Linked DNA regions of Homo sapiens: region 2 is linked to region 1. A link is a loop called in an ENCODE intact Hi-C map of the cell type or tissue named here. Cell type or tissue: heart right ventricle. All regions are shown on one strand. Links, peaks and the distances in the headings refer to the core of each region. The heading gives the core; the rest is flanking DNA. Region 1 overlaps LOC105375523 (a long non-coding RNA gene). Region 2 has its middle 60 kb from the start of MTPN.

What was found. Peaks named below come from ENCODE experiments on the same cell type or tissue, not always from the same donor. Only the 100,000 strongest peaks of a DNase experiment are listed, where the experiment ranks them.
Region 2: a loop joins it to region 1, with 8 times the contacts of the local background. A loop is called at or near these places in 5 of 110 quality-filtered maps.

Annotation. Positions count from the first base shown.
Region 1 is chr7:136,346,979-136,349,896 of GRCh38, forward strand. The region is part of intron 4 of LOC105375523 (a long non-coding RNA gene); the gene reads left to right. Among named protein-coding and RNA genes, the nearest start is that of MTPN, 370 kb to the left of the region's middle. In heart right ventricle, for the core only: no CTCF peak of the experiment used is centred there; a DNase peak (open chromatin) is centred at 1,703; H3K27ac peaks cover 1,288 bases.
Region 2 is chr7:136,036,333-136,039,250 of GRCh38, forward strand. It overlaps a transcript of LOC105375523 not described here. Among named protein-coding and RNA genes, the nearest start is that of MTPN, 60 kb to the left of the region's middle. In heart right ventricle, for the core only: no CTCF peak of the experiment used is centred there; no DNase peak of the experiment used is centred there; H3K27ac peaks cover 1,642 bases.

The DNA.
Region 1 (2,918 bases), core at 239-2,738:
AATGTAAGTGTGTTAGAAAGGATAGTGTATTAGTCTGTTCTCACGCTGCTAATTAAGGCATACCCAAGACTGGGTAATTTATAAAGGAAAGAGATTTAATTGACTCACAGTTCCACATGGCTGGAAAGGCCTCACCATCATGGTGGAAGGTGAATGAGGAGCAAAGTCATGTCTTACATGGGGGCAGGCAAGAGAGCTTGTGCAGAGGAACTCCCATTTATAAAACCATCAGATCTCATGAGACTTATTCACTATCATGAGAACAGTATGGGGAAAACTGCCCCTGTGATTCAGTTATCTCCACCTGGCCCCACCCTTGACATGTGGGGATTATTACAATTCAAGGTGAGATTTGAGTGGGGACACAGCCAAACCATATCAGGTAGGAAGCTGTAAAAAATAAATCCCCAAATCATAACAACTCAACACAACAAAGGATTATGTTTTACTCACTTCACCAGTTGTGGTTGGTGGGGGTTGGGCATCACACAGCCACTCTTCACCCAGACACAAGGAAGCAAGAGTGTCTCATTTTCTACCCCTTGCAGTCACCATGGCAGAGGTGAAGAGAGCTGGAGAGCCGGTCATCTCTTCTTAAATAAGTGGCTCAGGTGGAACACAAGTCTTTTCTATCATTGTCCACTGGGCAGAATTAGTTAAATGGCCCCATTTGCAAGGGTGGGGAAATGTGCATGGATGTTTATGTGCATGGATTCATTCTCTTCAAAAACAAGTGAGCAGCATTTCTGCCAGGCTGTTTGAAGGACAGTCTCCCATCTGAGAGGTTCTGTGGCTGAGCCACCAAGCTCAGAGGGGCTGTGGAGGGCTTATCACACTGGCAAGCTACAAAGCTGTTGCTTTAGACTTGGGTTAGCCTGTGCTTATATTCTTGGAACTGATGCTTTTGACTGTCCTCTTGGTTCCCAATTCTGCCTTTACTTGGGAAGCTGCTGTCTCCTCTTAGCGTAGCTACTGTGGATCAGATTGGAAGGAAGAGGTCACACACCAGCATGCTGTCTGTTCCTGATTTATTTTGCTGATGATACTGACAGCAGCAGGAGGAGAGGCAGTAGATTTGTGTGTGGCATTTCTTTGTCCATGGTCTTCTAAAAGGAATACTGCTGCCTATGGCATGTTCAGTACAGGATGAATACAACAGAGTCCAAAAAGAAGCCACTTTCTTCTACACCTTCCCTTCAGTAGTCAGGCCTATATTTCTATTCCAGAAAAATGTACACTAACAATCTGCCCACATTCTTTTAAAGGAGAGTTTACCATAATCTGGCCTCACTGGTTCAGCATCTGCACAGTCACGTCCTCGCTGCAGGGAGAAAACAGATTCCATGCCAGGGGACCTTGAATGGTATCTCTGCCTTCAGCTCTGGCACTCCAGTCCCCATTCTTAGGCTGGAGCAGGATTTGAGCTCCTGTTTACATTAGTTGGGCAAACGTCCACCTATGGGTAAATGAAAGGGCACAGCCAGGTTCAATGATGATAGGGAGTGACTCTGGAATACATGGTATCCACTACTTCAGCATCTTCTGGCCAGACCTGTGGTGGACTCATGTCACAATTAGCAGGAACAGAGGAACAATGGATGACCAAGGAAATACTAAAAGGGTTGGGCCACTGAGAATGTCATCAGCAGCATTTATGCCAGAACATCGCACAACAACACAAGACAGTGCCAGCAGCTTTTGTTAGGGCAAGAGGCAAGGAAATTAGCATAGATAACAGGGCTCAGAACATCGGGCACAGTTGCCCTCTGCGTAAATGTCAGTCTTCTTGACATGGGCCACTGGCAGCCTGATGCGGACCTTGGCAGGTACTGGCATTCTCAGCAGTGCTTGGCAGGTATGGAGGGTCGTGCTTTTGGAGGGCGCCAGCAGTAGATTTCCTGCTTTTGGTCTTGGCAGAGACAGGAAACTGGATCCGTAGACAGCAGAGATAGGGGAGGAATAAAATGGCCTATACCATGTGTCAAGCAAGAGGGCTGAGTCAGAGAGCACACCAGAGACTGCTCTTATGATTTCCAGAAACATCTTGGAGAAATCTGAGGAGGATTGGAGTTTCTGCAAGAGGCTGAATATGCAAAAAGACTTGCTGGCCTATGAATGAGACCTAGGACTCCATTAAGATACAGGCATCCAGGTGGTTCTTTTTCAAGCTTTTGTTCTTTAAATATTTGTTCAGTACATAGTTGAACTAAATTCAACTGAATTTACTGTAGAAAGTCAAAACTAAATTTCCACTAATAAAAGTTATGAACCTTTTGAAACTTCAAAACAAGGAATTATATATATTTTATGTAATGATAACTTTTAGCTATCATTTTGTTTATGTTAGGCATTTATTATGTGCAATTGTTTTGCTCCTAATAACTTCTTGGGAGTCACCTGGTGCCATACACATTTGTAAAATTAAAGCAGTGCTTTATGTCTGTAGGCAGCCCTGTGCTGTCTCCTACCTGGCCTCTGAATTCTAGCTAATTCTGAGAGTGACTCTGTTGGGATTATAGCATGGCACATCATTGTTGAAATACTCACCAGGAAGGAGTGGCCTCAGTGGCAAGTGTGATGGGTGTTTTCTTTACACATTTATTTAAAGCTCTTGACTTTGAAAGAAGTAGAAGCAATTTACATTTTGCCAGTTATTAAAAGATATATGTGGAGCCCTGAAGATTTGGCACTGTGTTTCTGATGCCGTCCAGTGACATGTTAGCTCTCCTTATGATTTGGTGGCCCCAGCAGCCATCATCTGGTTGGCCCACTTCTTTTCTTTTGAGACGGAGTCTCACTCTGTCACCTAGGCTGAAGTGCAAAGTGCAATGGTGTGATCTCGGCTCACTGCAACCTCCGCCTCCCAGGTTCAAGCAATACTACTGCCTCAGCCTCCAGAGTAGCTGGGATTACAGGCA
Region 2 (2,918 bases), core at 147-2,646, 310 kb before region 1:
AACACGTGGGAATTCAAGATGAGATTTGGGTGGGGATATAGTCAAACAATATCAGTAAAGGAAAATTACTTTCAAGTTAGGTTTGTTGCACTAGTTTTTATGACTTGCTTTGTCATCATCTCTGTTCCCTATTTATATTTTCTTTGTAAGCAGCATGTTTCACTCGAGTAGTTTGAAATCTAAACTGTTTACTCTCTGCCTCCTCAGGGAGGTTTTATGAGAAGTTAGCTCTGTTTAGGTGGTGTTGGCATGGTACCAGCATGTCAACTTTTCTTGGTACGGACTGGACTGCAAGGTGATGTGACTAGAAGGCCAGTAACTTAAAATTCCTGAAATTGTTGCTTTTATTTAAAAAAGAGTTGTTGTGCCTCAGTGAAAGGCAGTCTGTATGAAATATTAAAAATTATTATTGCTAGTTATTTACGGTAGGTGGAGAATGTTGGTTATCTTCCCAGCTGCCCTTTAGAAAAAGCTTTATAGTAAGCTTCATGGTATAACCTTTGTGTCATAGATTGAAATGACCTGGATTCATTTTTAAGATAGTTTCACTTAAAGTAGTGTGTGCCCTATCCAAAGACCTAAGAAAAATCAATTCCCATGCTACCCAAATGTTGATATCAATTTTCTCACTTGCTAAGATATGCTGGCTGTAGTTTAGTAAAAGGATCCTGTTTTCAAGCAAACAACAACAACAAACCCGAAGAATAAATAGTTGAAAGTTTCCTAAAATCTCTTACAAGCATTCCTCGCTAACTCTGAGAATCCTGAGGGCAAGTTCAGTATACTTAGAGGTTACTTGAGCCCTCAGCCCTGGCTGGGAATCCTGTCAGCTGTATCAGCTTCTGTGGTGCCATCAGCTGCTTTTGCTATTTACAGGTCTTTTGTCATCCATGAGTCACTTTTTAGTCCACGTCTGTTCTTCCTGGCTTGGTGAAGCCTCTAGACTGCCTTTATCTTCTATGTCTGAAATAAAATAGAAAACTGCATTTCAAAGATAAGTACTTATTTAATCACTATGTTAGTCTGTTCTTACATTGCTGTAAAGAAACACCTGAGGCTGGGCAATTTATAAAGAAAAGAGGTTTAATTAACTCATAGTTCTGCAGGCAGTACGGGAAACATGGCCCCAGCATCTGCTCATGGTGAGGCCTCAGGAAGCTTCCAATCATGGTGGGAGGCAAAGTGGGAGCAGGCAGTGTAACATGGTGAGAGTGGGAGTGCATGCATGAGAGGGGAGAGGTTCTACACTCTTTTTTTTTTTTTTTGAGACGGAGTCTCACTGTCACCCAGGCTGGAGTGCAGTGGCGCGATCTCGGCTCACTGCAAGCTCTGCCTGCCGGGTTCATGCCGTTCTCCTGCCTCAGCCTCCCGAGTAGCTGGGACTACAGGTGTCTGCCACCACGCCCGGCTAATTTTTTGTATTTTTAGTAGAGACGGGCTTTCACTGTCTACACTCTTAAACAGCCAGATCTCATGTGAACTCAGCAAAAGAAGTCACTCACTATCACAAGGATAGCACCAAGCAATTCAGGCAGCATCTGCCCCCATGACCCAACCACCTCCCACCAGGCCCCAGCTCCAACATTGGAGATTACATGTCATGTCTGCTTTTTTTTTTTTTTTTTTTGAGACAGAGTTGTTGCCCAGGCTAGAGTGCAGTGGCTCAATCTCAGCTCACTGCAACCTCCGCCTCCCCGGTTCAAGCGATTCTCCTGCCTCAGCCTCCGGAGTAGCTGGAATTACAGGCACCCGCCACCACTCCTGGCTCATTTTTGTATTTTTAGTGGAGACAGGGTTTCACCATGTTGGCCAGGCTGGTCTCAAACTCCTGACCTCAAATAATCTGCCCTCCTTGGCCTCCCAAAGTGCTGGGATTATAGGCCTGAGCCACTGTGCCTGGCCTGGAAATTACATTTCCACATGAGATTTGGAAAGCACAAACATCCAAACTATATCTATCACTTTGGATGAATCATGCCTTTACCCTTGCATGGGCTTTTGTGACTGAGAGTTTATGGACACGTGTGTCCTATTTTACCACTTAATATAGAACTGATTGTTTTAGTAGGTAGATTTTAAAGTAAAACTATCAATCACTGAGTAGATTTTCTTTGTCTATCAATTTTCTATCTAGTAATAGAAGCAGAGAGGATGTATGCATATATATATATGTATATATATATATGTGTATATATATATATATATATATATATATATCTCTTCATCTTAAGGAATTGACTCATGTGATTGTGGAGGGCCAGAAAGTCCAAAATCTGCCGGGCAGGCCAGCGGGCTGAAGAACCAGGAACAAGTTGATACTGCTGCTTAAGCCTGAAGGCAGTCTGCTGGCATAATTCCCTCTTTCTTGGGGGAGATCAGTTTTTTTCTCCTTAGGCCTTTGACTGATTGGATGAGGTTCACCCACATTATGGAGGATAATCTACTTTATTCAAAGTCTACTGATGTAAATGTCAACCTCATTTAAAAAATACCTCACAGAAACGTCTAGAATACTGTTGGGCCACATATTTGAGTACCTGAGTTGTTGCCAGTAAAAATGACAATAAAATGAACTATCGCATACCCCAACTTCATTTTGGAGAACTACTCTCCTTAGTCCATGTATATCAGGTGGAGCTGACCTCATTTTTCTGACTCCAAGGGTGAGAATGTGACATAGGCCCATCATAGCATCAAAGTATCCTGGCTAAAGAGATTGCTTCAAGGCTGGCCATATGACCAAACCCAGATCAATGAGAGCCAGTCCTGGGATTTTTGCCAGAACTACCAGGACTGAGCCATTGTATCATTCTTAGAGTTTGAAAGCTAAGGGCCTGGAAGTCTGGAGCTGCAGGAGGTCATCTTTGTTCCCATATGGGGTAAGTCTGCCGGAAAGTTAAGCCAATCCAGGGAAAAGA